Linked DNA regions of Homo sapiens: all the other regions are linked to region 5. The links are chromatin loops, found by intact Hi-C in ENCODE. Cell type or tissue: PC-9. All regions are shown on one strand. Each heading gives the region's core, and the rest is flanking DNA. Links, peaks and the distances in the headings are about the cores only. Region 1 overlaps ABTB3 (ankyrin repeat and BTB domain containing 3). Region 2 overlaps CRY1 (cryptochrome circadian regulator 1). Region 3 overlaps CRY1 (cryptochrome circadian regulator 1). Region 4 overlaps POLR3B (RNA polymerase III subunit B). Region 5 holds the start of CRY1 (cryptochrome circadian regulator 1).

Evidence for each region. A loop is a pair of places that touch in the nucleus more often than their neighbours do. Peaks named below come from ENCODE experiments on the same cell type or tissue, not always from the same donor. Only the 100,000 strongest peaks of a DNase experiment are listed, where the experiment ranks them.
Region 1: it touches region 5 in a loop (13-fold over the local background); 11 of 110 quality-filtered maps call a loop at or near these places.
Region 2: a loop joins it to region 5, with 8 times the contacts of the local background. A loop is called at or near these places in 28 of 110 quality-filtered maps.
Region 3: it touches region 5 in a loop (5-fold over the local background); 33 of 110 quality-filtered maps call a loop at or near these places.
Region 4: it touches region 5 in a loop (4-fold over the local background); 48 of 110 quality-filtered maps call a loop at or near these places.

Annotation. Positions count from the first base shown.
Region 1 is chr12:107,605,261-107,610,260 of GRCh38, forward strand. ABTB3 (ankyrin repeat and BTB domain containing 3) reads left to right here. Exons shown (of 17, transcript NM_001018072.2): 5 at 4,930-5,000. Among named protein-coding and RNA genes, the nearest start is that of PWP1, 78 kb to the right of the region's middle. RefSeq lists an enhancer at 4,519-5,000. In PC-9, for the core only: CTCF peaks have their summits at 2,452 (motif pointing left) and 2,652; a DNase peak (open chromatin) is centred at 2,431.
Region 2 is chr12:107,011,222-107,017,960 of GRCh38, forward strand. All of the region lies in intron 2 of CRY1 (cryptochrome circadian regulator 1), which reads right to left. Among named protein-coding and RNA genes, the nearest start is that of MTERF2, 27 kb to the left of the region's middle. In PC-9, for the core only: a CTCF peak has its summit at 3,045 (motif pointing right); a DNase peak (open chromatin) is centred at 3,000.
Region 3 is chr12:107,024,269-107,031,007 of GRCh38, forward strand. The region is part of intron 1 of CRY1 (cryptochrome circadian regulator 1); the gene reads right to left. Among named protein-coding and RNA genes, the nearest start is that of MTERF2, 40 kb to the left of the region's middle. In PC-9, for the core only: no CTCF peak of the experiment used is centred there; DNase peaks (open chromatin) are centred at 1,593, 3,483 and 5,733; H3K27ac peaks cover 1,983 bases.
Region 4 is chr12:106,383,363-106,390,101 of GRCh38, forward strand. The region is part of intron 9 of POLR3B (RNA polymerase III subunit B); the gene reads left to right. Among named protein-coding and RNA genes, the nearest start is that of POLR3B, 29 kb to the left of the region's middle. In PC-9, for the core only: CTCF peaks have their summits at 3,051 (motif pointing right) and 3,252; a DNase peak (open chromatin) is centred at 3,999.
Region 5 is chr12:107,088,642-107,095,380 of GRCh38, forward strand. It overlaps CRY1 (cryptochrome circadian regulator 1), which reads right to left and starts at 4,908. Exons shown (of 13, transcript NM_004075.5): 1 at 4,163-4,908. The coding sequence starts at 4,320. RefSeq lists silencers at 4,740-4,969, 5,300-5,379 and an enhancer at 5,050-5,199. In PC-9, for the core only: CTCF peaks have their summits at 3,591 and 3,793; DNase peaks (open chromatin) are centred at 3,680, 5,000, 5,270, 5,660 and 1 weaker place; H3K4me3 peaks cover 3,014 bases; H3K27ac peaks cover 2,559 bases.

The DNA of each region.
Region 1 (5,000 bases), core at 1-5,000, 520 kb after region 5:
AACAAGATAGATGTGGTCCTGCCCCTCGGAGGCTGGCATGCTATTGGAAGAAACAAACATTTTTTAAGTAAATAAAATAGTCACAAACTGTGAAAAATGCTAACGAGGAGACAAACAAAATTGGCCTGGAGAGCCCTGGCTTGTATGGACGTGTCAGAGATGTCCTGCAGAGAGCCAGGGGAAGGACCTTCCAGGGAGAGGGAACTGCAGGAGCTGAGTCCTCTAGGCAGGAAAGCCACTGCCTCTTGAAGGGTCAGAAGAAAGAGGAGAGTCGCTGTTGCAGAGTGAAGGAGGGAGAGAAGCTGGGAAGGGGGAGCCTGTAGAGCTCAGCAGGCCCCTCCTGGAGAGCTGGACTTTATCCCCAGTGCACTGGAAGGCAGTGGAAGGTTTTAAGCAGGGGCATAACATGGTTCTATTTATGTTTTAAACTCACCCTGACCTTGTGTAAGAGACTGGTTTGGATGAGGAGAATGAAAGCAGGAAGACCAGCTAGCAGGCTGTGGCAGTAACTGGATATCTCAGAGATGGATGCTGGTCTTTGAGACCCAGGTGGGGCAGCAGAGGTGGAAAGAAGTGGATGGATTTGGGATTTCATTGGCAAAACCAACAGCTAATGGAATGGATATGGGCATGAGAAAAGGTTCTGGCCTTAGTACCTGGGTGGACAGTGGTGCTGTTTACTGAGATGGGATGACTGAGGGACAAGTTTAGAGGGAGGGGATAGGTGTGTTAATGAAAAGTTCCATTTGGGACCTGCTAAATTTGAGGGTCTGAGAGCCATCCATAGCTGAGCTCAAGTAGGCAGCTATATGTGTGGAGTCATAGGCATGGTGGAGGGAGAGGGCCAGGTCCCACTGAAGAGGGCAGGATGGGGGGTCAGGTCAAAACCTGGCTCACCACTTACCAGCTCTGTGACTTGGACAGTTTTCTTAAAGTTTCCTCATCTGTGGAGTGGGGCTTCCAGCAGCTCCTACCTACATCAGGACTTGTTGTGATGGTTTGAGTTCATACATAGAAAGAGCTTACATTTCAATAGTGAGAATTCAGTAAATGTCAGCTTCCTGTAATAACAATTATCATCATCTTAGCTACGGTAATTTTCTTGCCATTTGTCTCTTTCTAATTAAAATCAAGTACCTCGATAGCTGGTAAACACATCTCCTGATGTTCTTGCAATTATTCATTTACGAGTCTGTGAGCTCTGTGAACACAGGGTCTGTGTCTCCCACCTTTGTAGCCCCGTAGTGTGGGGCCCAGCATACCGTAGGTGCCCAATAACGTTTATCCAGTCATACGGAATAAAGAATGCATATTTTTCATGCAAAAATGCATATTTGATTGAATCCATCAAGCATGAAGGATATCAGAAGGAACTTAGACAAAAAAGAAGAAACTCCAATGGGTGTCTTTCTGTGACAATAATTTATAGCATCTTTGCTCCCAAGAAAGGAGGTCTTGCTTTCACAAAGGAGCCTCTTCCAGAATTGGATAGTGGTATGTGAGAAGAAAGATTTTCTCTATAGTGAGTCAAATCTGATACCTCCCTGAGATTTGCACACACACAACCCCAATCAAGGGTGCAGACTTTTCACCACGATACACCCAGACCCGTGCGCACCTCTCCCGGAAGCCTCTGTGATGTGTGCTCTGTGACCTTGCTCTCTTACTCTGGCCCGCCTCCCTCTGTCATGTTCATTTTGCCTGAATCTCCTTCCTTACCCATTGTTTAGGGATCATTGGTCCCTTGGATGAAGCCCACAGCTGCAGCAAGGGGTCCCCCCTCCTCCCCTGGAGATAGATGCTGTGTTTACATTCTGGAAGGATCCATGGTTTCCCCTTGTGTTCTTTCAGGGCCCCTAGTCTCTGGCCTCTCCCAGATAAAAGTCAAGACACCCAGTTAAATTTCAGTTTCAGATAAACAATGGATAATGTTTTTAGTATAAGTGTGTCCCATGAAATATTTCTCAAGTATTTTTATTTGCTAAATCTGGTAACCCTAGCTGTAGGAGAGCCATGTTCAAGGCCCCCATGAGGTGTGCCAAGAAGTTCTATGGCTCAGCCACGTTCTGTGCCCTAGAAGCTCAGGTCTCGGATGCTGATGCCATAGACTGAAGTCAGGCTCCGGTCCTCCAGCCAGCTCTCCCCCACTGCCGGGGTAGCCCTCTGTCTTCCCTGGGGAGCCTTCCAACAGCGTTGGGGTGTTCTTGACTTTCCCACCTGCCATGAAAAGGCCTTAATCCTGGAGTCCAGATTCTGATCAACTCTGGGCCCCTAAGTACCTTTTATTGTCCCTCCCAGGGCTCTCCTGCAAATAGGCCCTTGGAGGCCTGGCCTGACGTTTAGGTCCTGAGACAGGTGTGCAGATCAGACCCCTCATGGCAACACCAGGCTTCTGGCTCCAGTCCTTGGAGTCCGTCTGCGTCCCAGCAGCTCCCCCTGGTGGCCAGAAGCAAACGCTTCATGTCTTGCATCTAGAGCCAAAGCATCTCCTACCCCTGGATTCCCATTCCGGAATAGTTTTCAGACCAAGGCTCCTCCGCAAATATGAGTGATGTGTCAGATGAGTGATGAGGGACAGGCCAGGGGCACACACGTCGCATCCACTTCTTGGGGCTCTTGTGGTCGTTCACTCCTCAGCTACTGAGGAGTCTCAGCGCCATAAACCTGGGACAATGGCCCCCTCTCGTTCCTCACAAATTTCACCCTTACTTCCACCACAAAGTGGGTTCATTAGAGGCAGGAACAGAACCAGGAATCTCGAACACCTGGCTCCTCCCCTTAGTTCCCGCCCTCGGAGTCAGCAAGCAGGGGGAGTGTGAGGGGCCTGGGACAGCTCTGACTCTGGCTGACACACCTGCCTCTGGGCAAGGGTGGTGCATATCTGAGGCGGACAGGCACACATGGAGAAGTCAGAGTCCACGCCCTCTGCTCCATCCCAGTAGCCACCGTCTCAACTCAGCCCCTCGTCACTTCACACTTTGGCAGTGGTTTCTGTCCACTCAGCTGGTTCAGTTGGCTCTATCACATCTCCCGGCCTCTAGGGTTGGCTCAGGCCCACCCTCCGTCCTCTCATAGGGCTGGCCATCCAACCATATCACTCCTCTCACGGCTTTTAAGGATAAAGTTTGAAGCCTTAAGGACTACGTCACAGGTCCTCTAGGCCCTGCTTACCTCAGCTTCTGCCTAGAAGTTTATGCCCCAGAAACAGTGAAACCTCCATGTTTACCCTCACACAACCTGTGTGTCTCAACACCATACTTTTGCTCATACTGGCCCTGCTCAAAGCTTTTCTGCTCTCTCATCTCCTATCTTCTGAGTTAAGACACAAGCCAGGTGCAGTTGCTCATGCTTGTAATTCCAGCACTTTGAAAGGCCAAGGCGGGAGAATTGCTTGAGGCCAGGAGTTCGAGAGCAGCCTGGGCAACATAACAAGACCCTGTCTTTACAAAAATTTTTTTTGATGAGCTGGGTGTGGTGGTGCATCCCCGTAGTCTCAGCTACTGGGGTAAGTAAGGCAGGAAGATCACTTGAGCCCAGGAGTCTGAGGCTGCAGTGAGCTATGATTGCACCACTGCATTCTAGCCTGGGCGACAGAGCAAGACCCTGCCTCAAAAATTTAAAATAAAATAAAATAAATAAAATAAAATAAAATAAAATAAAATAAAATAAAATAAAATAAAATAAATAAAATAAAATATAAAATAAAATATAAAATAAAATAAAATAAAATAAAATAAAATAAAATAAAATAAAGACACAGATAGCCCAGTGGTCATCTCCCCCACGAAGGCTTGCTGGATCTGCTAGTCTCTGCCTGGCGGCTTCCTTGCACTCCTGCAGCGCCTGTGTTCTGTAACAGTGCGTGCCTCTGACCCCTCAATCCTTGCATTTGCCACATTGAATTATAACAACCCATGGCTGTGTCCTCTCCCTTTCCAGGCAGTGGGGCCCCAAGGCAGGGATGGTGACATGTTTACTTTGTGTTTTCAGCACCTAGAAGAGAGCTTAGCACAAACAGGTATTCAATAAATGCTTAGTGCTTTGATTTCATCATTAATTGATTGATCAGTTCATTGTGAGAAGGAAGTAACATCCTTTATAAGCAGAATTTGTAGCACCTTCTTGATTCCATTGATTCTCCTCCCCACCCTTCTCTAACCTCTTTCTTGATGCCCTGGGCTGGCTGGATGACAAATTCCCATGCACCTTGCCATTTATATTCCTGTTTGATCTTGCCGGTTCTCTGTCCTGCGACTGCGACTGTTTCGAATGCAGAGAATCCACCCAGTCTGTGTTCATTCAGCTCCCATTAACCTCTATGTGCTTTGCCCTCTCAGGCCCTGGGATGGAGAGGCTCACCAGACAAGGCCCTTGCTCTCAGAAGTCCCCAGCCTAGAGCAGGCAGTCCGACAAATAAACAGGCAAATAGTTAAGTCCTGTGATTGCAGGACAGGGGGACGGTAGATAAACAGGCCAGCTCTCCACACAGACCACCTGGGTTCAAATCCTAGCTCCACTGCTTTCACACTGTGTAGCCTTGGGCAGGGCCCTTATCTGTGTCTGTTTCCCCATGGGTGAAAGAGAGGTCATAGGATTTACCTCTTGGGTTATGTGGGGATTCAATGAATTAATTCATGCAAAGAGCTTAGCAAGAGTGCCTAGTCCATAGTAAATATTCAATACGTATTAGTCGTTATGTGACTTAGCTCAGTATGCTATGGGAGCACACAGGAGACTAGACAGATTCACAGCAGTCATAAAGGACAAAGGATCAAGAGACATCCGGAGGCCATCATTTTAATTGGAGCCTAGGAACAGGCAATTTACATGAAAAGCAAATGCAATGTCCCAGGGTGCTTCCTGCGGAGTTTGCTCCTGTGCCCCTCTGGGAAGCCGCTGTACCCGCATGATGTCTCTTCCCTTCCTTAGGGCCGACGACTGCTTTTGTGCATCTCGAAAGCTGGATGCGGTGGCCATCGAAGCCAAGTTTAAGCAGGACC
Region 2 (6,739 bases), core at 1,081-6,080, 77 kb before region 5:
TGCCTGTAATCCCAGCTACTCGGGAGGCTGAGGCAGGAGAATCGTTTGAACCCGGAAAGCGGAGTTTGCAGTGAGCTGAGATCGAGCCATTGCACTCCAGCCTGGGCAACAGGGCAAGACTCTGTCTCAAAAAACAAACAAAAAAAAAAAACAAAAAAGAAAGCTGAGGCAGGCCAAAAGCTAGGCCATTTGCACCAGTTAGCCAAGATGTCTAAACAAAGGAAAAGTTCTTGAAGGAAATTAAAAGTGCTACTCCAATGAACACATGAATCATAAAAAAAAACAAAGCAGCCTTAATGGCGATATGGAGAAAACTTTAGGGGTCTGGATAGAAGATCAAACCAGATACAATACTCCCTTAAAGCATAGTCCTAATCCAGAGAGAGGCCCTAACACTCTTCGATTCTGTGAAGGCTGAGAGAGGTGAGGAAGCTGCAGAAGGAAAGTTGGAAGCTAGCAGAGGTTGGTTCATAAGGTTTAAGCAAAGAAGCTGTCTCCATAACCTAAAAGTACAAAGTGAAGCAACAAGTGCTGGGTGGAGAAGTAGCAAGTTATCCAGATCTATCTAAGATAATGAATTAAGGTGGCTACACTAAACTACAGATTTTCAGTGTTGATGAAGCAGCCTTCTATTGGAAGAAGATGTCATCTAGGACTTTCATAGCTAGACAGAAAAAGTCAATGCCAGGCCAGGCACTGTGGCTCATGCCTGTAATCCCAGCACTTTGGGAAGCTGAGGCAGGCAGATGCTTGAGGTCAGGAGTTCGAGACCAGTCTGGCCAACATGGTGAAACCCTGTCTCTACTAAAAATACAAAATTTAGCCGGGCATGGTGGTGCACGCCTGCAGTCCAAGCTACTCAGGAGGCTGAGGCAGGAGAATCAATTGAGCCCAGGAGGCGAAGGCTGCAGTGAGCCAAGATCGTGCCACTGCACTGCAGCGTGGGTGACAGAGGAAGACTCCGTCTCAAAAATAAAAAAAGAAGAAAAAGTCAATGCCTAGCTTCAAAGCTTCAAAGGACAGGCTGACTTTCTTGTGAGGGGCTAACATAGCTGGTGACTTTAAGTTGAAGCCAATTCTCATTGCCCATTCTAAAACTCCTAGGTCCCTTGAGAACTATGCTAAATCTACTCTGCCTGTGCAGAACAGGAACAACAAAGCCTGGATGACAGCACATGTGTTTACAACATGGTTTATACATATTTTAAGCTCTCTGTTGAGACCTACTACTCAGAAAGAAAGACTCCTTTAAAAATATCACTGCTCACAGACAAACGTACTTTGTCATCCAAAAGTTCCAATGGAGATTTATTAGGGAGATTAACATTGTTTTCATTCCTACCAATGTAACATCAATTCTGCAGCCCATGGATCAAGGAATAATTCTGACTTTCAAGTTTTATTAAGAAACACATTTTGTAAGGCTATAGCTGCCACAGACAGTGATTCTTTTGATGGGTCTGAGCAAAGTAAATTGAAAATCTTTGGAAAGGATTCACCATTCTAGATGCCAATAAGAACACTTGTGATTCATGGGAGGAGGTTAAAATATCAACATTAACAGCAATTTGGAAGAAGCTGATTCCAGTCCTCATGGATGACTCTGAGGGGTTCAAGACTTCAGTGGAGGAAGGAACTACAAATGTGGTAGAAATAGCAATAGAATTAAAACTAGAAGTGCAGCCTGAGGATGTGACTGAATTACTGCAATCTTATGATAAAACTTGAATGGATGAGGAGCCGCTTTCTATGGATGAGCAAGAAAGTGGTTTCCTGAAATGGAATCTACTGCTGGTGAAGATGCTGTGAACATCATCAAAATGATAAAAAAGGATTTAGGTTATAACACAAATTTAGTTGATGAAGCAGTGGCAGGGTTTGAGAGGACTGACTCCAATTTTTAAAGTTGTACTGTGGGTAAAATGCTATCAAACAGCATTGCATGCTATAGAGAAATCTTTGGTGAAAGGAAGAGTCAATTGATGTGGCAAACTTCATTACTGTCTTAAGAAATTGCCATAGCCACCACAACCATCAGCAACCACTACCCTGATGAGCCAGTAGCCATCAGCATTGAGGCAAGAACCTCCACCAGCAAAAAAGATTATGACTTGCTGAAGGCTTAGATGATCACTAGCATTTTTTTAGCAACAAAATATCTTTAATTAAGGTGTGTATTTTTTTTAGTCATAATGCTACTGCACACAGAAAAGACTACAGAATAGTATAAAGACAACTTTTATACATATGCATTGGAAAACAAAAAAATTGTGACTTGCTTTATTGTGATGTTTGCTTTATTGCAATATTTACTTTATTGTGGTGGTCTCGAACCAAACTTGTAACATCTCCCAGGTATGCCTGTATCAAAAATTGTAATTGTTAGCTACTAAAGGTGGTCAACAATGACAAGGAATAAAACAGGAGATAAGGCTACACTTCAGTATGGTAGGTAGTAGCCACTAGGCCACGTGTGGCTTCTGAGCACTGAAATGTGACTAGCTGGCACTGAGATCAGCTGGAAGTATAAAATACATACAAGATTTCAAGAACTTCATATTTTTTTAAAACTCCGTTTAAAATAAGCTATTTTAAAAGATAAAATAGCTTATTAATACTTTTATATAGAATATTTTAGATATACTGTGTTGAATAAATCATTAAAATTAATTTCACCTGTTTGTTTTTACTTTTTTAATGTGGCTATTAGAAAATTTTAAATTTAACATGACTTCTATTGGATGGTACTGCTCTAAGGTGTTCAAAAGTACCAATTGCAGAAAGCAGCTGCCACCTCTATGTGGACGGAAAATAAACAAGGAATGAATAAAAAACTTAACAAAAGCTCCCTCCACCAAGCCACTGAGATTCATGGCTCATTGGATGGAGCGTGCTGCCACAGGAACACACAACCTTCCCTGTAAAGAAATTTACCGGAGGGCAATGACCAAAGGTGTTTCATACCAATAACCTGCTGGTTGGCTGAGAAACTTCCTGGTAGGTATGGGCTAACCAGGTTATCTGTAGAAGCTGTCCACCAGGTGGCATAGAAACTTATCAGAGGGTATAAATAGGCTTACACAGAAATTCACCAGAGGGTGTATGTAGGCTGTGGCTGGTTCAGGAGGGCTGCTGAGGTGAATGCTACTGATCCTCCGGCATACTCATCTGCTAGCCCAGGGAAAAAAAGCACAAGTATATCAAGAAGAAAAGCTTCTTCTCTCCTGCTGTGACACAGTATCACACAGTAGGGCAAGAAGGGTGGGTTTGGCACTAAGAAATAATAAACTAATTAATGCATACTGATTTTCTTTATTGTTTTCTATTTCATTGATTCCCGTTCCTCTTTATTTTTTGTTTTCTTTCTACTAACTATTAGTTTAATGTGTTCTTTTTCTATCTTTAAGGTAGAAACTTAGTTCTTGATTTTTCCTTTTCTAATACAATATTGAAAGCTATAATATTAAGTTTCCTCTAAGCACTGCTTTAGCTGCATTCTGTAAATTTTGATATACAGTCCTCCCTTGGTATCTGCAGGAAATTGGTTCCAGGACCCCCTGTGGATACCAAAATTCACAAATGCTCAAGTCCCTTATGTAGAATGGTGTAGCATTAGGATATAACCTGGGTGTATCTATATATATATATTTTGTGTGTTTTTGTTTCTTTTTTTTTAGACAGAGTCACACTCTGTTGCGCAGGCTAGAGCACAGTAGTGCAATCTCAGCTCACTGCAACCTCCGCCTCCTGGGTTCAAGTGTTTCTCCTGCCTCAGCCTCCTAAGTAGCTGGGATTACAGGTGTGCATCACCACTCCCAGCTAATATTTGTAGTTTTAGTAGAGACGGGGTTTCACCATGTTGGTCAGGCTGGTCTTGCACTCCCGACCTTGTGATCCGCCGGCCTCAGCCTCCCAAAGTGCTGGGATTACAGGCGTGAGCCACCACGCCCAGCCTTTAAAGACTTTATTTTCTCAATTCTCTAACGGGTTCAAACAAAATAAGAGGAAAAAAGACCTCTATAATTTTGTGTCACATTCACTTTCATCTCCTTGTTAATATGGGAAACAATGATCTATTGTGAGTTTTTACATCTTAACCAGAGATGGAAGTCCCTATCTACTCTTTTTTTTTTTTTGAGACAAGGTCTCACTCTGTTGCCCAGGCTGGAGTGCAGTGGCATGAATATAGCTCACTGCAGCATTAACCTCCTGGGTTCAAGTGATCATCCCTCCCACCTCAGCCTCCTGAGTAGCTAGGACCACAGGCATGCGCCACCATACCCAGCTAATTTTTAAAAATTTTTGTAGAGATGCGGTCTCAGCATGTTGTCCAGGCTTATCTACTCGTTAGAGCAGGTTTTTATTTTAAGCAACACGTAGTTACCTTTGAATTTCAATACCTAGATTTAACAGTAAGACTGCAAATAGCACCAACATATTTTCATTTGAGTAAGTGAATATTCACTTTGCAATTTTTTTTGAGCGAGGGTCTTGCTCTGTTGTCCAGGCTGGAGTAGAGTGGCATGATCTTGGCTCACTGCAGCCTCCAACTTTCCAGGCTAAAGTGATCCTCCTACCTCAGCCACTGGAGTAGCTGGGACTACAGGTGTATGCTACCATGCCCAGCTAATTTTTAAAATTTTCTGTAGAGACAGAGTCTCACTATGTTGCCCAGGCTGGTCTCAAACTCCTGGGCTCAAGCACTTGGCAATTTTAAGCAATAAGATTTGTATCTATTTTTGTGTATCACAATTACTTGTTAATCAGAAAGGATAACATGAACAACTAAATGAATATAAAGTTCTTGGCTGGACGTGGTGGCTCACGCCTGTAATCCCAGCACTTTGGGAGGCAAAGGCAGGTAGACCACTTAAGGTCAGGACTTCGAGACCAGGCTGGCCAACATGGTGAAACCTCATCTCTACTAAAAATACAAAAATTAGCTGGGCATGGTGGCGCACTCCTGTAGTCCCAGCTACTCAGTAGGCTGAGGCACGAGAATCACTTGAACCCAGGAGGTGGAGGCTGCAGTGAGCTGAGATCGTGCCACTGCACTCTAGCCTGGGTGACAAAGTGAGACTTGGTCTCAAAAAACAAAAATAAAATAAAACAAAACAAAAGAAAGAAATAGCACTCCCAAACAATTTTAAAAAAAAGTTCTTAAGTCATAATTAATATACTGTGAAAATAAGCAATGTAAAATTTGATAGTAAAACTAAAAGTTGTAAATCACATATGTCCTAGGAGAAAGCATTTATTTTTTAAATTGACAGTAAATTAAACAGTATAATTGCATAAAAATGTAAAGCTACCTCACAAAATAATCCAAATACAAAGAAGGTAAAACTCTAAAAATTTCCATCCATCCATCCATCATCCTTTCCTTCTGTTTCATAACTCTAGTCTTAGGGTCTAAACTACTATTTATATACTGAAGAGTCCTAAATTTAGTCCAGACTTCTCCCTGAGCACTAGACTTGAATGCCTTCTCAACATGTACATTAACATGCCTAAAAGGCATCCCAAACTAAAAATTTATAAAATGAACTTCTTATTTTTTCCTTAAACTTGTTCCTCCATAGTCTGTTATTCCATTAAATGGGAATCCATTCTGCCATGCGTCCAGGCTAAAAACCTAGAGTCATCCTTGACTCTCATATATCACATATAGGCAAACCTTACAGCCTCTATTTAAAATATATATCCAAAACCCTACCACTTCTCAACACCTCTACAGCTACCCTGGTCCTGGTCATCATCATCTTATTCCTAAATAACTGCCATTGCCTCCTAACTGATCTTTCTGCTTCTGCCTCTACAACACTTCCAATCCCCTGTGTATTCTCCACAAACAGCCAGAGAAATTCTTGTAAATCATGAGTTAAATCATGTCACTCTTCTACTCAAAACTCTCCAATGGCATCTATTTCACTCCGAGTAAAGGCTGAAGCTCCTAACATGATCTATAAAGCCCTATGATCTGGCTTCCAGCCACCTCTCCGACGCCATTTCTTCTTTTCACTCACTGTGCTCTAGCACACTGGCCTTGTTGTTGTTCCCTAAACAAATCATGCACATGTCTACTTCAAGGCCTTTGTTAAGCACTGTTTCCTCTGCCTTCCATGCTCCTTCCCCATGTTGCAGTTAGCTTAGTGGAATTGTTAATTCTCAAAATTCTGTCAGGTATCTGGATGGTTCTTTTATTGGTTTCACTCGGATCTGCTCATGAGGCTGCAATTCGCTGGCAGCTTGGCTGGGGCTGGAGTGCCTAAGATAGTCAAACTCACACATCTCAGACTTTGGTGTTGGCTGTTGTTTGGTCCACTCTCTATATGTGGCCTCCCAAAGTTAGATATTCTACCCCAGGCTTTCTTACATGATAGAAGGAGCATCCTAAGAGGGGAAAAGTAGAAGCTGAAAGGTCGCTTAAGGCCTAGGATTTGGAATTCACAATGTCTTCTTTGACACTTGGTTAAAAACAAGTTGTAAGGGCAAGTCAGATTCAATGGGGTAAGGAAATAAACTCTACCTTTTGACGGAAAGAGCTGCAAAATATTGTGGATATGATATACCACAACCCAGATGCATGGCTCACTCTTCATATGCTTGCTCAAATGTCACCTTATCAGTGAGGCCTTCTTTGATTCCATATAAAGTAACTTTCCCTCACCTTGACATTTACTATCCCACATTTTACTCTTCTCTACAGCACATATCACCACCTGACATTGCATGTTTA
Region 3 (6,739 bases), core at 1,033-6,032, 64 kb before region 5:
CAATGACAGTAAGATGGGATAAGAAACAAACCAAAAGGACATGATTAATTCATAAAATGAAGAATTAAGTATGGATTAATTAATAATCTTTCCCTTTCTTAATAGGCTGAATAAGCATTCCGAATGCTTTTAATAAACATTCTTTTTTTTTTTTTGGAGACAGGATTGTGCTCTGTTGCTAAGGCTGGAATCATGGTTCACTGCAGCCTTGACTTCTCCCACCTAAGCCTCTAGAGTGACTGGGACCACAGGCATATGCCATCATGCCCAGCTAATTTTTGTAGTTTTTGTAGAGGTGGGGTCTCCCCACGTTGCCCAGGCTGGTCTCGAACTCCTGGCCTCAAGTCATCCTCCCACCTCAGCCTCCCGAAGTGCTGGGATTATAGGCATGAACCATCACAGGCCTGGCCTTAATAAACATTATATGAACCAAACAAATGCACAGAATGATATGGACTAAAGTAATGTGTTACAATAGGAAAAGTTTTGAAACCTAAGAATTAATTTTGTTTTGGTACTTCATGAAACAAAAGACTAAAAGCTGTATTTAAGTATGGTGTTCTTCTTCCACAGATATAACTTACATCTCTCATTTCACATAAAAGCTGCACAGATTTAAAAAATAGAAACACTTAAAAAATAATATAGGTATTTTGTAATCAAATATTTTAAGTAGAAAAGATCCAAAAAGAAAAGCAAAAGAGAAGGCTAAAGTAGAACACACTATGATGCTATTCTTTGTTATAAGGCTTTTAAAACTATTTGCATATATTACTCTGATAAAATAAAATTTACATTGCATGCATCTACTTTTGTTTATATGTGCACAAGAAAATAATTGGAAAAATACTTACCAAGCTATTAATCATATCTCCCCGTTAGGGAGTGGGGGTTTGAGATAGGGGTGAGAAACAGAGAAACAAACACATTTTTTTAACTTCATAAAAAAAGTTTAAAATTGATAATTAGCATACATTCCTTCAAAGTAGAAGAAAAACGAGATACACTACATATGTATCTGGTTTAATACATGGTGAACGTCTTTTCAAGGCAATGGACGTACTTCTACAGCATCAATTTTCATAGTTTCATAGTACTTCATTGCACAGATGTCCTATAATTTAACAAGTCTATCAACAAATTACTATCCTTAAATCAATCCTGAAAAGTCCTATCTAGTCTCCTCATCTGTAAAATTGGGACAGTAATCGGACCTGTCTCATAGCATTGTTCGTGAGATTAAATAAATTAACATATGCGAAGCTCTTAGAATAGTGCCTGCCCATAGTAAGCACAATTATATGTTATCTATTACTTTTTAGTGTTCTCCTTCCTTTCCACTTCTGTTTTTGCTACAATAATTCTAGTTCATATTATCTCTTGCTTGTATTTACTGCAATGCCTTAAAATAGATCTGCCTACTAACAATCTCTCTCCATTCTAATTCATTTTATATGCAATTCCAGATCTTCATGAGGCACACCTTCCCATACAAAGGTTTTCAACGACTCATTCCCTATACAATACACAACAAATCATTTTGCTTGGCTACTAACCTAGGGTTCTAGGTTGATTTCCTACCTCATACCCCTTTCTCTCACACCAAACCAAACTTCTCTTTCAGCACACATTCAATCTCCTGGAATGTGCTCCAGGGCCTTTCCTTGGCTTGGAATACCTTTCCCAATTCCTATCCCTTTAAGTTCATATCACACTAACCTTAAATCTTCCATCTTAAAGTCACTTCTACATCTTCTGAACCTCTGAGGTACATTATGTCCTTCAGAGGATGAAAAAATTTTACCTCATATTATACATATTATATATATAACATATATATAAAATATATATATTATATATAATTACATATATATTACATATATATATAAAATATATATATATATATTACATATATATATAAAATAAAACCTCCTCCTAATGGATTTCAAATTAAGTCAGTTCTCCCCATCTCTCTCTTTCTGAGACACAGTCTTGTTCTGTCATCCAGGCTGGAGTGCAGTGGCACGATCTCAGCTCACTGCAGCCTCCACCTCCCAGGTTCAGGCAATTCTTGCGCCTCAGCCTCCCAAGCAGCTGGGATTACAGGAGTGTGCTACCACCCTGGCTAATTATTTTTGTATTTTTAGTAGAGATAGGGTTTCACCATGTTGGCCAGGCTGGTCTTGAACTCCTGACCTCAGGTGATCCACCTGCCTCAGCCTCCCCAAGTGCTGGGATTACAGGCATGAGCCATCAGGCCTGGCCCTAACTACAGTTTTCTTAATCTATATTTTGGTTTCTATATTTGGCAAACAAATCTCATTATGTGCCTTGTATAATTTGTTGAAAAGATTAGAAACAGGATCAAATGACCTAGTAGGGGTGTCTTGTGTAACTGTTGAAAGGATTAGGAGCCTCATAAAATCACCTAGTAGAGTCTCTAGCACATGGTAGATATGTATCAAACAGAAGTTGTTATTTTCCCTTGAGAATAATTCCTGTTTTTTTTTTTTTTTTTTTTTAAAGAAAACACCCCATGCATTTCTATATGTAAATACTTGGGCATGACAAAAGAAAACGTGAATTAGTTGGATGCCTACACCTGTATACAGAATTACTTTGAATTCACAACTTCATCTGAATGTGACTTTGAACTATGATTTGAAGGAAACCTTTCCCAGTAGCAAGGTCAATGTGACTATAAATATTATAAAACAAGGTACAACGCAATTAAGACTCAACTAATCTCTAAGCATATAATTTTTCCTTGATAATACCTCTAACAGCCCAGGTTCAAAGTATCAACTCAGTGATGTGTGTGATTTCTCTTTAATGCTGAACGAATAATGTTACTTCAAAACTATACAAAATCTAATGCTCAATCCTTTACCCTTAACTGGGAAAGGATTAGATCTGTTAGAGTTCAGATTCAGTGTGTTCCAAAGAACACACCAAGTTCAACTTTAATGTAATAGAAATGCATGTGCTCTGGGACACTCAATATTGAATGAAATGAATGATTTATTTTTAATATATTCCACTGAAAATACATATGATATCATCTTAACAGGAACATACTTTCAGACCTTCTCCAATTTGGCATATATATTATTTTCTTGAACTACACCCATTTGATGGCTCCGTTATTACTGCTATTAACTACATACAACAGGTTGCTTTTTAAATAGGCCAAATGATAGTAAAACTCACTATATCCCTTCATATAATTGTACTGCCTACATAGAAGCACAGTCCTCATATTATTTAATTACAATACTGAACACACCACTTTAAATTGAAGAGGCATTAGGTGACAAAATATATATTTCTTCACTTTAAACATTTTAAGGATTTTTTTCCTCCAGAGATCACTATCTATTGCTGTTATTTTAAAAATTATATGCAGTAAGCTTCCTTATACCACTTCCAAAAGATGACTTCAACATGAATCAACAGAAATATTTTCCTAAAGTAGGTCATTGCTATAGCAACCAGTGGACGGTTTAGTATACTCCGTCACAATGACCTACTTACCAGTCTGTGCTAGAACAGCTTTATATAACTAGAATTTCTAGTTCTGTCTATGAAATAGTCCAAAAAAGGCAATGGTAAGATACAACATAATCCTATTGCTGCTGAACACAAGGCATTAAGAACATGTACCATGCCAGAATAAAGCCATGTGGTTCTGTATGCTAGTTTGTAAAATATATCTTACACACTCAGCAATAAAAACTACACTTACAATATCTAAACAGGAACAACTCATTGCTGACCCCAAAGAACTGATTCAAAGAATATAAACTAAAATCACTAAAACTACAAGGAGAATAACCTTATTATCCACATAAAACAAGAGTTAAATGTAGAAAAAACTAAAGTTCTGTATACACCATCATAAAGAAAAAAAATGGAGATTCTCAGTCATTAACCAAAGTCTATTATATTTTATTAGAGATTTAAAAAATATAACAATTTGTGTGTGTGTAAATTTAATAAAATTTACATATGCTCTTTTTTCTGGTTTGTTACAAATTTTTAGTGCTTTCATCTAACTTAATTTTACCTAAATTGTCTGGATATTTGTGATACACACTTTCCCTGAAGATAAGAGTTTAATGTTCAATAAAGATGAAATATATATTTTAAAAGCAAACTTTGCATTTGCCACACTCTAAAAGCCATAAACCAGTAGACCTATATCACTTTTTATAACTAATATTTTGCAATGCCCTCTTTTAAATCCTGAAATAAAAGACCTAGATAATATAACATTTCCATACACACAATTTTAAAGCATTAATATCATGCTCTAATTGAAACATATAGGAGAAATTAAAGGAAAGTCATTAATATTTTAAAAAGAAGTAACATGTACTTCTAGAGGTAAATATGTGGGCATGATATAAGGAGACAATGAATTAAAACTCAGTGTCCACACCTACATACAGAATCATTTAAAATTTAACAGCTACAAAACAGACTAACACAGTTGTGTTACTGGCGACTCAAACATCATACACCATGAGTGATATTGCCTTTGGTGATGTGATTTTCTGAAATATTGACCAAGACAGGAAAGTTCAGAAAAAAAAGCAAAGTACAATCTTTCCTTTATTTATATAGGTGATAAATACATTCCAGGGAAACTCAGTGTATATTAAAATTGTGTAAAAAATACCTACTGTTTATACATAAAGATTTAGGCTCTAGGTTCAGACAATTATGAATAAGTTTTTCACTTACATTAAACATCTGGAAGAACATTTGAAATTTATGTGTAACTCAGAAAAACTATTTTATTTACTTATTTACTTTAGAGACAGGGTCTCGTTATGTTGCCCAGGCTGGCCTCAAATTCCTGGACTCAAGTGATCCTCCCATCTCGGTTCCTGAATAGTCAGGACTACGTGCATGCACACTATGGCACCTAGAGACAACTATTTATTTTGAGGGATTACTCTGAGTACTGAAAGAAATCTTCCATTCTTGGCTTCTCCTTACTAATTCCACTAGCACCTTCCAATCATTGTGACAACTGGCCGGACACAGGGGCTCATGCCTGTAATCCTAGCACTTTTGGGAAGCCAAGGTGGGTGGATCACTTGAGCGCAGGAGTTTGAGACCAGCCTGAGCAACATAGGGAGATCTCATCTCTACAAAAAGTACAAAAAAACTAGCTGGGCGTGGTGGCGTATGCCTGTAGTCCTAACTACTTGGGGTGGGCTGAGGCAGGAGGATCAATTGAGCCTGGGAGGTTGAGGCTGCACTGAGCTGGCTGTAATCATGCCACTGCACACTGTACTCCAGCCTGGGCGACAGAGTGAGGTCTTGCCTCAAAAAAAAAAAAAAAAAAAATCAATCATTATGACAACTGAAAATTCCTCTACAAAATTTCTAAAATGTGTTTGAAGGAGTGATACTGTTAATTACTTCTATAATTTCAATCACTGATTTATGAGTCATACAAAGATAAATGAGGTTCCAATACTCACAGAGCTTAAAACCTAAAAAAGTAACCTGAATATGTATATTATGTAAATAAATACTACAGAACTGGCTATGGTAGAATAAAACATATAAAATACAAATAGATATCACTAATATGCTCTGAAAAATCAGGTGGGAGAAATCATTTCTGGATTTTTCTTTCCTTGTTTTGATATGGGGAGCGGCTTAGGCAAAAATTTCAAGGATGTGGTGGTGATGGTAGGTAGTGACCCTGAAGTATCAATACAATAGCTGGAGATAAGGAAGGAGAATTATTGGCCACTGGACTGTAGCCTGCAACTAGGCCTTGTTCACCACTTCCCACTGTCCAATTCCTGACATATAGCAGGAGTTCAATAAATATCTATCTAATGACTAAATAAATTAATGAAAGCAGAAGAAAGGGATTTTAAAGGCTTGATTCAACAGTCAATGAAGAAGGAACAAGAATGGGAAAGAATATTCTCTGAATGTCTATTGTGCTGGATACTTTACATATATTATATTCCCAACAATTTTACAAGGTATCTCATTTTAAAAATGATGGAATCTGAAACTCACCAAGGACATTTCCATACCCAGGTAAACAATGAAGCAGAAAATTTAATCTGGATGTCTCTGACTCCAAACCATAGTGCTCTTTGTACTACATAATGTGACTTTTCTACAGAATATGTAATAATCTAAGATGTTTTAGGAAAATTAATTTGACAGCTTTAAGAACATAACAATGACTAGTATACAGTTTTTGTCCTCAAGCTGAGGAATAGGCGTGTGTATCAATTAAGAAGAATTTAGGATATACCATGGTAACAAATCAGTCAAAACAGGTCACATGGCCAAGTTAGTCTTCAAAAAGGCAGGAAAGCATAATCTTCTTGCAGGAAGGGACACTAAATAACAGTGTACAGTAATGATATCTACCACAATATCTAAGCACTGATATTATGTGCCATGTGGTAAATTTTATTATGAAAAGTGTATTATGGTAGCCCAGAAGAAACCTAACTGTGTGGGGGTGGGGAAGGGGGCAGGGGAAGGCACAAGGAAGAAAAGATTTGAGTAGAGTTTAGAATTAATAGGTGTTGCTTAAGGTGATAAAGCAGAAATGGGCAACCAAAGCAGAAAAAATAGTATGTATGCTTAAATCACAGAAACTCAGAAGAGCTGGGGGTTGGGGGTACCTGGGGACTGTAAGTATTATGCTTTCTATACTAAGTTGTATATTCTCCCCAACACAAGCTTTAAC
Region 4 (6,739 bases), core at 851-5,850, 710 kb before region 5:
CAGGAGGCCTAGCTTTTGGCCTGTCTCAGCTTTTGACACGCCTTCCTTTCTAAGCTTAATCATTTCTAGCTTTTGATTTACGGTGACAGACATGCAACCCTTTTTTTTACTTGCACACTTAAGAAGCCATTCTTGGGTTATTAATTGACCTAATTTCACTATTGTTGTGTCTCAAGGAATAAGGAGGCTCAAGGAGAAGGGAGACAGATGGGGGAATAGCTAGTTGGTGGAGCTGTCACAACACACACATTTATAGATTAAATTTTTCATCTCTTACGAGCACGGTTTGTGGCACCCCAAAACAGTTAAAATAGTAACGTCAAAGAACACTGATTGGCCGGGCGCAATAGCTCACGCCTATAATCCCAGCACTTTGGGAGGCTGAGGCAGGGATCATTTGAGGTCAGGAGTTCGAGACCAGCCTGACCAACATGGTGAAATCCCATCTGTACTAAAAATACAAAAATTAGCCGGGTGTGGTGGCGCACATCTGTAATCTCAGCTACTTGGGAGGCTGAGGCAGAAGAATCGCTTGAACCCGGGAGGTGGAGGTTGCGGTGAGCCGAGATTGCACCACTGCACTCCAGCCTAGGCAACAGAGTGAGACTCCATCTCAAAAAAAAAAAAGAGAGAGAAAAAAAAAAAGATCATTGATCACAGGTCCCCATAACAGTGAAAAAGTTTGAAATATTGCAAGAATTACCAAAGTGTGACACAGAGACATGAAGTAAGCACATGCTCTTGGAAAAATGACACCAATAGATTTGCCTGAAGCAGGGTCAATCTGGAAGCAGGGACAAACCTTAAATTTGGAAAAAACACAATATCTACAAAGCCCAATAAAGCAAAGCATGATAAAAATGATATGTACCTGTAGTTACATAGCAGCCCATTTAACCTGTTCTAAGATGTAAATACTATACACATTCAGTGAACAGTTAAATTGTCGTATTAGTTATCAAGCAAAATAAAAAAATAGTTGGCATTATGTGATACAGTTAGTTGATCCTCAGTATTTGCAAATTCCTTATTTGTGAATTCACTTACTTGCTAAAATTTATACATAACCCCAAAATCAATACTTGTGGTGCTTTTGTGGTTATTCACAGATATGCACTGACACAGAGTGGTAAAAACTTAGAATCACCCAGCGCACATATTCCCAGCTGAGATTGAACAAGGCAACACTCTGCCTTCTTGTTTCAGCCCTCATGCTGTAATCGAGTGTCTGTTTTGCAGTCTATTTAGTGCCGTATTTTTTGTATTTTTGTGCTTTGTTGATTGCAGTATAAGATGGCCCCCTAGTATAATGCTAAAGTGCTGTCGAGGTGTTCCAAAGGGCAAACAGGCTGTGATGTGCCTTCTGGAGAAAATATGTGTTAGATAAGCTTGATAAGCTTTGTTCAGGCATGAGTTATAGTGCTGTTGGCTAACTTCAAAGTTAACTAATCGATATATATTAAATGTCTTTTTTTTTTTTTTTGAGATGGCGTTTCGCTCTTTCACCCAGGCTGGAGTGGAATGGCGTGATCTCAGCTTAATGCAACTTCCCGTCCAGTTTCAAGCTATTCTCCTGCCTCAGCCTCCCAAGTAGCTGCGATTTCAGGCGCCCTCCACCACGCCCAGCTAATTTTTGTATTTTTGGTAGAGATGGGGTTTCACCATGTTGGCTAGGCTGGTCTCGAACTCTTGACCGTGTGATCCTCCCGCCTTGGCCTCCCAAAGTGCTGGGATTAGGTGTAAGCCACAGCGCCTGGCCTTAAATATCTTTTAAAAGAAACACACAGAAAATAACGTTCTGTATTGATTAGTTGAGGAAAATGTTGTGACCATAGGCTCACAGGAACCTAGCCCTATATTTTTCCTGGAGCAATGGTTCAGTATTCACTATTCAGTATTTGGTATAATTCAGCAACTTTATAGAACATAACTACCTTGGATAATGATAACCGATTGTATATAGGTATAAAATGAATCTTGATAACCAGTTTAGTTGAAATGAAGAGCTCAGATTATTTGAGGAGATACTGGATGCTTCAGATAATTTTAGAAATTTATAGTATTTATTCAGTTTCAATAGTTATGATAGTGGAAATAATTTTTGAGTCAAAATTAGAAAAAAAACAAAGGAAGAGATCCTCTGAGGCTGAACTAAGTTCGTTGAAACGGAAAAGCATTTTGGGTATAAGCCTCAGAGGAGTAAGAAAGAAGGGAATGAGTCTTTACTGTTAAAGTTGTAATCAGGTGACAGAGTATAGGAGTCAGGGAGGAAAGTAGCCCTCAAATCAGTCTGGTGATTGGGATTTAGGGAGAGAGTATTGGTAAGAGTATTCATAAGTATTGAATGGACATTGACAAGTCAGGTTCTTTAACTCAGGAAGCATCCATGTTCTAAATGCAATTGTGTGAAGAAACTTTTAGGAAATTTTAAACTGTTTATTGTAGCCTAATGTGCTTTTGAGTTCTATAAATGAGATGGAGCCATTTTCTTTTCAGGATGATGATGATGATAGTCTTAGTAGCAGTACCATGATATCAGAGGGCCCAGGAAGAATTCTTAAATATACTTTTTCTTTTCTTTCTTTACGGTTTGCATTTTTTAAGCACAAAAGTAATTTTGACTTTTCTTGTAGGGATCCCACAGTGCCCAATGCAGTGTTTTATGTACATACTGATGAATAAAGAAAATTTTATCTAACGGGGCTGGGCGCGGTGGCTCATGCCTATAATCCCATCGCTTTGGGAGGCCAAGGTGGGTGGATCACTTGAGGTCAGGAGTTTGAGACCAGCCTGGCTAACATGGTGAGAAGCCATCTCTGCTAAAAATACAAAAACTAGCCGGGCATGGTGGCTCACGCCTGCCCCAGCTACTTGGGAGGCTCAGGCAGGAGAACTGCTTGAACCCAGGAGGCAGAGGTTGCAGTGAGGCGAAATCGCACCACTGCACTCCAGCCTGGGTGACAGAGGGAGACTCCGTCTCAAAAAAAAAAAAAAAGAAAACTTTATCTAATGGTGTAGAATTACATCTCCAGCAGAGGGCAGTATGTTCCCATGCATCCAAAGGACTTTTTTTTTTAGAAAGTTTTATAGACACTTGAAGATGCATAGTACTCTTTCTTTCTACCAGAAATTATAAATTAATTATAATGCATATAATCTTCTATCACTCATGGAAAATGCATGACTAGACTCATGCATACATTAAAATCAGAAAACATTAAGTACTGTTTTTTGGCCCGGTGATGAGTTTAATAAGACAGTTTTGCTGGGCGTGGTGGCTCACACCTGTAATCCCAGCACTTTGGGAGGCCGAGGTGGGCGGATCACGAGGTCAGGAGATGGAGACCACCCTGGCTAACACGGTGAAACCCCGTCTTTACTAAAAATACAAAAAATTAGCTGGGCATGGTGGCAGGTGCCTGTAGTCCCAGCTACTCAGGAGGCTGAGGCAGGAGAATGGCGTGAACCTGGAAGCCGGAGCATGCAGTGAGCCAAGATCACACCACTGCACTGCAGCCTGGGCAACAGAGCAAGACTCTGTCTCAAAAAAAAAAAGAAAAAAGTTTCTTCTGTCAAGTTTGTTTAATGTTTATATTGTACATCTATACACGCATATGCTTACATACACACAGCTGACTTAAATCCTTTTTAGAATAGGGCTGTAAATTAACAATATGCATATTTATGTAACCAGTAGTTGTGGTTTCAGACTTCTCCCTTTCTGATTATAAAAACATTCCTTGCATTATTTAAATTTAGAAAGCCACTTAAAAGTATATCTACATTTTTGGATATATTTTTCCAGACAGTTTTCCTGTGCTTTTGTGATATACACATACATTTTTATTTTTTTCACTTAACAGTGCATTATGAATAGCTTTCCCTGTTATGAATCTGCATCATTATTTTTAGTGACTGTTGTGTAGAAGTTGCATACTTGTGGTGGAATTTACTTAACCACTTTCCTCTAGTGGGGCATTTAGGCGTCATTTTTTTCCCCAAGGCTTTACTCTTAAACACAACCCTAGGATGACTGTTATACATACCTGTTTGTGCACATTGCTGATTGTTTTGTAAGACTTTATTCCTGAGAGTGGAATTTCTTTTTTTTTAAACTTGGTGCATGTTGCCAATTATTTTCCTGAAACGTATCCACTACATTCTAATCAGTAAATATTTTAAAATTTTTAGTTTGGATAAATGAGCTAAATATTTTGGTCATAAATGGTCACTTTTATTGGTCTCCCACAATAGGTATGTTTTAATAAATTGATGGGAATTTGTTTGATAACCACTATTTAGACTTTTCCATCTGGGAGGCAGCATAGAGTATTGGATATCTTAGAATCAGACAGATTTAGGTTGAATCCCAGCATCTGCACTTATTAGTTATGTGACCTTGGGCATATTTTCCAGTCTCTTTAAGTCTTGAATAACTCATCTATTAAGGTGAGAATTTTAAGAGAGTTGCTGTGAAGAGCAAACAGGATCATGTATTTTTTGAAAAGTCCTGGAAGGGGAGTGCCCTTTTTCTTTCCTTAGTTGTCTTTATGGTCAGAAACCCGGGAAAACAAATGGGGATACCAGAAAAGACACATCATTTCTCTTTGAGTGTTGTGTGGCCCTAACACAGACCTTGACAGTCATTAGGACTTGATGGTTGTTGATTATAACCAACAATTGGCTGAAAGTGACAGGAACAGCAGGGTTTCCAGATTCCATGCTGAGTCTGAATATGATGGAGAAAGCTTTTAAGACATAGATCAGCCTTATTTATGGACTTGGATCACTACAAAGGTTCTCCTGCCCATGAATCTTCCCCACTTTACATTTTGTATTCCCAAGTATGCTGCCTGCACTTATGATGGCATCTGTAGTTTGAAAGTTTTTGTGGAAAAGAGAATCAAATTTCAAGGGTGCTGGGCAGTGTTTCCTGGAAACTAACTTATATGGAAATTTATCTTTTTTTTTTTTGAGATGGAGTCTTGCTCTGTCACCAGGCTAGAGTGCAGTGGCGCGATCTCAGCCCACTGCAACCTCCAACTCCCTGGTTCAAGCGATTCTTCTGCCTCAGCCTCCCAAGTAGCTGGGATTACAGGCATGCACCACCACGCCCAGCTAATTTTTGTATCTTTAGTAGAGACGGGGTTTCTCCATGTTGGCCAGGATGGTCTTGATCTCCTGACCTGGTGATCTGCCCACCTTAGCCTCCCAAAGTGCTGGGATTACAGGCGTGAGCCAATGTGCCTGGCTGAAATTTATCTTCTTTAAAGAGAAACAGTTACAAAGTTAGAGAGGGCTATCACAGTTCTCTTATTACCTGCTGGGACTACTGTGAGTAATAATAGATTGATTTTGGTCTACTTTAAAGAAACATTAGAGATTTCTGAATATTAGATATTTTAAGAAGTTATTTCCTTTCCTGCCTTCACACAATATATTTCAACCTGTCACCATTAGTGTGTGTATCAGTCTCTTTTGCTCATTAGTATTCTTTTTGTCTTTAAAAGTCACGCTTTGTAGATATCTAAAAAGACCTCATGCCACTTTTTATAGTGCATCTCCCCTTATTTTTGTTCAATGGTATTGCTGATTGCTAGAGTGTAGGGGACCTGCTGAAATGTATTATCTCTGCTATTTTTTCATAAGTTTATTATGTAGGATTTACTTTTGACTTATTAGAAAAAATGATTTCAGATATCTGGAGTACAAAGAGGTCCATATAAAGCCAGTTTTCAGATGTCTAAATTATGTCTTTAAAGTAAAATAGTTGAGCATTTTGCTGTCGTTTCCATAGCAATATGTCATTTATTTGTAGCTGTGACTACTGAAGGCTAAATAGTCATAAAGTCAGTTCGGTCTTTGCAGCTGGTGTGCTTTGATGATAACTTGACTGAGTTATCGCCCCTGTATTTAGTGACTTGATATAGGAAGAGTTTAGTCCTTTTAGAGCAAAGCTTTGGCAGTAATCATGCTTTTTGCACATATGGTGTCATTTACCATGTGCTTGGCATATCTTTGCTTCATAGCTTAGAAATATTTGGAAGGCCTAAGCAGTCTGTTTAGATCCCTGTTAGGACATTTGAGAATTTTATGCAGTTATGAAATCACCACTTAGATTCAGCATCAAGACAACTTGAAGTGGCAATCCATACGTCAAATGAGGAAAGACTTTTTCGTTACAGGTTGAGCATCCCTTATCTGAAATGCTTGGGACCAGCAGTGTTTAGGATTTCAGGTTTTTTTTTTTTAATTTTGGAATATTGGCATTGTCCTTATCCTTATGGTTGAGCATCTCAAATCCAGAAATCCAAAATCTGAAATGCTCTAATGAGTATTTCCTCTGAGTGTCATGTCTGTACTCAGAAGGTTTCAGATTCTGAAAGCTGGTCATGGTCGCCTGTGCCTATAGTGCCAGCTACTTTAGAGGGTAAGGTAGGAAGATTGCTTGAGCCCAAGAATTTGAGGCTATAGTATGCACTGCAGTTGCAACTGTGAATGGCCTCTGCACCCCGGTCTGGGCAACATAGTGAGACCCTGTCTCTTAAAAAAGTTGGCTGGGCGCGGTGGCTTTGGCCAGGCGTGGTGACTTACACCTGTAATCCCAGCACTTTGGGAGACTGAGGTGGGTGGATCACTTGCAGCCAGGAATTTGAGACCAGCCTGGCCAACATGGCAAAACCCCATCTGTACTAAATACAAAATATTAGCTGGGCATGGTGGCAGATGCCTGTAGTCC
Region 5 (6,739 bases), core at 772-5,771:
TGTTTATAAACTACCTAGTCTAAAGGTATTTTGTTATAGCAGCTCAAACAAACTATTAATAAAACAATACTAACATTCACAAATGAGGGCAGCAAATGCTAAGAGTGATGTGAGGAGCAACAGCAAAAAGTGGTGCAAGAGTTCAGAATACTGCTAATCATCCCAGACAAGCACAGAGTTGTACAATCATCCATCACCTTCTAGAACAGTTTCATCATCTCAAAAAGAAACCTTGTGCCCCTTAGCTATCACCTCCCAACTCCCTAGCTTCCCCAGTCCTAAGGAGCCACTAGTCTGCTTCCTCTCTCTATACATTTGCCCACTGTGGACATTCCATATAAACAGAATCATATAACACATGGAATTTTGTGACTGGCTTCTTTCGTTTAGTTTGTTTTTAAGGTTCATTCATACATGTAGCGTATATCAGTACTTCATTCCTTTTTATGGCCAAATAATATTCCATTATATGGATATACCATATTTTGTTTACCCATTCATCAACTGATGGCCATTTGGGTTGTTCCCACCTTTTGGCTATTATGAATAATGCTTCTGTGAATGTTAGTGTATAAGTTTTTGTATAGGATAATTTTTCTAAGAGATGCAAATTTTCATAAAGCTTGTAAATTTACCCAAATCAAAAACATGTTATTCTGAGACAATGTCCTTCAAATTTTTTGTTGTTGTTGTTTGTTTGTTTGTTTTTTAAGAGATAGGGTCTCTCTGTGTACCCAGGCTGGAGTGCAGTAGCCCATTCATAGCTCATTGCAGCTTCCAACTCCTGGGCTCAAGTGATTCTCCTGCCTCAGCCTCCTGAGTAGCTGGGATTGCAGGCATGAGACATTGAGCTCTGCCAAACTTTTTTTTTTTAAATATAAAACATCCTTTTTAAATGAAAGGATGGCAATATCAAAAAGTGGTTTTGTTAATGTGCTTATTAGGTAGAATACTATTTAAAATTTTGCTTTTCTGTTAAATCCAAAAGTCTAAAAAGTGTTGACCGAAGAAAATACAAGATAGCTTCTAAAGAAAACTAAGAGGGTTTTCCCCCTGGAGTTGAAATCACATATTGTAAACAGCAGAAAATGAAATACATAAGCCAAAAGGTAGATCTTGCCAGGCTAAGGAATTTGGGCATTATCCCATAGTCAATAAGTAAATTAATAAAGCTGTTTAAATATAAAATTATTGACTCCAAGATATCACTATATTCAACAAACAATAATTGAGCTACTACTATATAAAAAGCACTGAATTTGGTACTATGAGTGATTCCAAAAAGACTTTTGCCTCTGACACTACCAAAACCACTCCAGATAAAATTCCAAATGACCTAAAATTGCTAAATCCAATTTTTATTTTTCAGTTCTCCTCTTGACCTATCGGTAGCATCTGACGTAAGTAAAACACTCTTCCTTGAAATATTTTCCTTCTTTCTTTTTTTTCTTTTTCTTTTTTTTTTTGAGACAGAGTCTGGCTCTGTTGCCCAGGCTGGAGTGCAGTGGCACGATCTCGCCTCACTGCAACCTCTGCCTCCTGGGTTCAATCGATTCTCCTGCCTCAGCCTCCTCGAGTAGCTGGGATTACAGGCATGTGCCATACGCCTATCTAATTTTTTTGTGTTTTTTACTAGAGACGGGGTTTTGCCATATTGGCCAGGCTGGTCTCAAACTCCGGGCCTCAAGTGATCTGCCTGCCTCAGCCTCCCAAAGTGCTGGGATTACATGCCTGACCAAAATACTTTCTTTACTTGGCTTCTAAGACACCATACTCTTCTGGGTTTTCTTCTTACATTACTAGTGGCTCCTTCGCAGTCTCATATGCTGGTTCTTTCACAGCTCCACAATTTATAAACATTAAGAGTATTCAAGGTTCAGCCCTTGCACCATTTGCATCTCTTGTCTATCTCATTTTATTAATGCTGTCAGTCTCACGGCTCCACTAGAATGTAGCTCCAACAGGGTGAGAATTGGGGGCTGTTTTGTTTATACTGGATCTCTAGCACCTAAAACAGTGCCTGGCATATAGTAGGTGCTTGACAAATATTTGTTCAATAAATGGTTGGATGAATAAATGGCTTTATATATTATCTATAAACTAATGAATTCTCCAATTTATACTTCCTGCCTGGATCTCTGTCTTGAGCTCCAGATACATCCAACTGCCTATTTGCTATCTCCATTTGAATGTGTAAAATACATCTCAAACTTAATGACTTAATGAAAGAGAACTCCAATCACCCTCCCAATGGCTTCTCCAGCTGGCTTCACTTTCTTAGCAAAGTGTAGCCCCATCCTTCCAGTTTCTCAAGCCAAAAATTTTCTCAAACAGTAACTAAACTGCTACTATATAAAAAGCACTGAATTTTGGTGCTTTTTATATAGCACCAAACTATAAGTCCTTTTTTTTTTTTCTTGCGACAGAGTACTCTGTCACTCAGGCTGGAGTGCAGTGGCACGATCTCAGCTCACTGCAACCTCCGTCTCCTAGGTTCATGCGATTCTCGTGCCTCAGCCTCCTGAGTGGCTGAGATAACAGGCATGCGCCACCATGCTCACCTAATTTTTATATTTTCAGTATTAATAGAGACAGGGTTTTGCCACGATGGCCAGGCTGGTCTCGAACTCCTGGCCTCAGCCTCCCAAAGTGCTGGGATTACAGGGATGAGCCACCGCGCCCAGCCTAACTCCTTTTCTTTCTCTCTCACTACATATCCAATCTGCCAACAAATACCCTGTATTTTGCCTTCAGAATATAACCAGCATCTGTTTATTTCTCACCACGTCCACGATTATTACTATGATTCAAGCCGTTATCATCTCTCACCTGGATGAATGCCAACAGCTTCTTAATTGGACTTCCTGCTTCTTGTCCACCTCCACTCCCCAATTCAGAACCACAAGCAGAAAAATTCTTTTCCAAACTTATGTCAGATCACATTACTTCTCTGCTCATAATCCTGCAGTTATTCCCATTTCACTAAGTAAAAACCCAAATCTTGAAAACTGCTTATAAGGCTCTCTTCAATCTGGCCCTAAGTCAACTCTGACCTCATCGTCTACTATTTTTCCCTCACTTATTCTGCTCCAGACATACTGGATTCTTCTGCTGTTCCTTCCAAAGGTCAAGCATATTTCTGCCTTTTCCCTTACTCTTCCCTTTGCCTGGAATGGTCTTCCCTTAGATATCTGCATCCCACCACCTCCTTCAGGTCTGCTCAAGTGTCACCTTCTCTGTGACTTTTCCCCCGATCATACTTAAAATTGCAACCCCATCCCTACCCTTGTATTCTTTATCCCTTTACTCTGCTCTATTTTTTTCCACAATACTTATCACCACCTAAAATACTACATATTTTACTTTCTGCTTGAAGACATGACTTTCTGTCTTTCACTCACTGCTATATCCCTAGCATTTAAATCAGTGCCTGGCACATGCTAAGTGATCAAGAGTCTATCTGTTGAGCTATGCTTTTATTTCCACCAGGGGGCCTAACAATCATGTAGCCTGGTGTTTCAGGAAAAGATCATAAAGCATCTCTAAGATTTCTTTCAGTGCTCTGATCCCTAGAAGGACTACAACTTGCCTAGAAAGAAAAACTGTGCTTTGTCTCGGCAACCACAAGGAGGAGTTGAGAAAAAGAACCGAGCAGAGAAACCAGATAATGCTGTTTCCCTTGCTTTTCCCACAGTAACCTCAAGGTGGAAGAACACTGGATCTGGAGCCTGCTGTACTGAATGAATGATTTTTCTCCATACTATGAGTTACCTAGACACAAACGTAAACAGGAAACATCACAATCCTTCCGAATGCCACAAAAAGGCCAAGGGAATCCATATACAATGGCCACTAAGGACAGGAAAGGTGTTTCTTTAACTCCAGCACTAAGAATTCTCCACAAATTCAGGGGAGGAGCTCCAGTTAGCACAGAAAGACACATAACTCACTGATGAAGACCGAGTGTTTCAGGTCGTCAGTACTCTTTGGCCAGAGAAGTATTAAGTCAATTCTATTTAATACTTAGGGCACCTAAAATTCGTAAGCGGTATAAGCAAGACAGTCCCACGTCTAAATTCACAGATTTGGCGGATCGCATGGAATTCATTAACATCAGACTCATTAAACACCCAAATCCATTTCCCACGGGCTTGTGACTCACCGCCACCTGTTGATGCCCACATTGGAGGAGCCGGCGAACCAGGGGTCCAGGATGTAGACGCAGCGGATGGTGTCGGCGCCCTGAATGCACTCCTTCAGGGCGGGGTTGTCGTGGAGCCGGAGCCCCTTTCGGAACCAGTGCACGGCGTTCACCCCCATGCCGGGGGGCGCGGCGGGTCCTCCACGGAGAAATTCAAGGAAGGAGGCTCCGGCTCATAGCCGACACCTTCGCTTCCAAGAGAATTGCCTCACCCGGGGCGTGAGGAAAGGGCGGCAGAGGGGGAACAGGAAAAAATGACTCCGAGGAGGGGACCGGAGAAGGCGGGGGCGCCGGAGGCGCAGTGGAAAGATGAATGGAGGTTGCCTAGTCGGCGGAGTCCGGGTGTGACGCCCTTTAGGAGCCCGCGCCCGCCGCAACCGCCTGGAGGCGACGCATAACTTCGAGGGCCTCGGACCTCCGGAGCCTGAGCAAGTTCCAGGAGCTCGAGCCGCCACGACGGCCCGAGCCGGCACGGACGGCCCCAGGAGATTCGTCACGGAAACCTCGCCCCACCAAGGCGGCCCCTAAAGACAAAACGGCCCGCCCGAGGTGAGTCACCGAGGAGAACCGGAGGGGAATGAGCCCCTGTCGGCGACGCTGTCTCTCGGCCCGGGAGAAAGGACCGGGAACGGAGGCTAGAGGCGGTGGTCGAGGCCGCTGGACGGTTGCCGGCCGGTGACCGGTCCCGAGGCTGCCCGGGTGACTCTGCCGCCGCCGCCGCGTCAGCGGCCTCGGCCCCGCCCCCGGCTCCTCATTGGAGGGCGCGCTCCCCTCGTGACCACCGGCACCTCACGTTTCTGAAGTGTGTTTACTACACTGGCTCGGAGGGGTAATCTGCTCGCGCTTCGGTCGCTTTTGGAGGAGCGGCAGCCGCTTGATCCCAAACTTGTTGACCCTCGTCCACACGCTGAACTCACTGCCTCTGCCCCTTTCCTGTGCCGACTGGTGGCCGTCCCTTGGAAGCAAATCGCGTTGACCACAGGCCCCTTGTGAGGGAAGGCTTAGCCCCGCCCCCAAGGGCCATGAGCGGCCACCATTGGCCGAGGCTCGCTGAGACCCGGATGAGCACGGGGATGCGGGGAGCTTGCGGGCGCGCGCGCTGCTCCGTTAGGCGCGCGTGCGCTCTCGCTGCGTTCCAGAGGGTAAGGGGGCGGGGCCGGCGGGCAGGAGCGCGCTCGGCGATTCCTCCCGTGGGATTTGGGGAGGGCCTGGAAATTGTCCGGTTTCCTTCAGGAGCCAGTGGTGGAGTCGGGCGGAGAGTGAGGGGAGGATGGAGTGGAAGGAGGAGAGTGGGAGGCTCCACGTACATTTCAAGTCCAAACCATGTGCTTCAATCCTGCTTTGGCCAGAGAACCCTACTTTGGAGATTGTGGAGCTGTGCCCCTCCACTCTCCTGGCCCTTGGGTGCCTCCTCCCCCTTGTACATACTCTGGGGAAAAGGGTAATTGGCAGGACGGATGCCAGGCATTCCTGGACTTCCTGGAATTTTTTTAATACTAGCGATATATATCATCAACCTTTCACCCCTCGTCTCTTACATTTAATGTAGTTTACCGGTCTCTTTGAAACTGGACGTTTGTCTACTTTTCCAGCGACAGTGAACTGCAGGCCATGGCATCCCTTAGATATATGATGCCCTTAAATTCATTCAATGATTACTTTTTGAATGAACTAGGCACTGTTCAAAGCACTAGAGATACAGGAGATACTTAATAAAACAGACTAAAACCCCACCCCTCCTGGGGTTTACAATTTGTCTCTTAACCTTTGCTGTTTTTTCCTCTATAAAATACTCTTCTTTGGAATCCAGTACTCAATATTACCACCTTTGAGCTACCTAGGATATTTCTACGCATCCCTTTAGACTCAGATGAAATAATAACTAATTTCTGAAAGTATTCCTGATCCCTAGGGCAAATTTAGGACCTCCCTGGGTTCTCCAAGTATGTTTCTGTTACATCACTTTTCACACTACCGTGAAAATTAGTTGAAAAGTGCCCATTCCTAGCAATACCAACTCAGTAATAGTACTTATTATCATAATAATGTGCCTCTGATTCCCTCTGAAGTGTGATTTCTCAAGGACTGGGTCTGTATTCAGTTTTCTTTTGTTTTTATTTTTTGCATCAACACCAGAACAGAGCCTGACATAGGCAAATGCTTATTTAATGAATGAATGAGTGAGTGAGTGAGTGCTGTTGGCCACCAGTGTGTTTGGCAAAGTTAAAAGAAAGAAGGAGATGGCAATTCTTATTGGTTGAATTGTGTGTCCCCAAAATCATATAACTCTCAATGACTATAAATGTGGCCTTATTTGGAAATAAGGTCTTTGTACATGCTCAAGTTAAGATGAGGTCATTAGGGTGCACCCTAATCCAGTGTGATTGGTGGCCTCATATAGTGGAGAAATTTAGACACAGAAATACATATACATACAGGGAAAATACCATGTAAAGATTGGAACTGTGCTGCCACAAGCCAAGGAACTACTGGAAGCTAGGAGAAAGACCTGGAACAGATCCTTTCTTAGCACCTTCA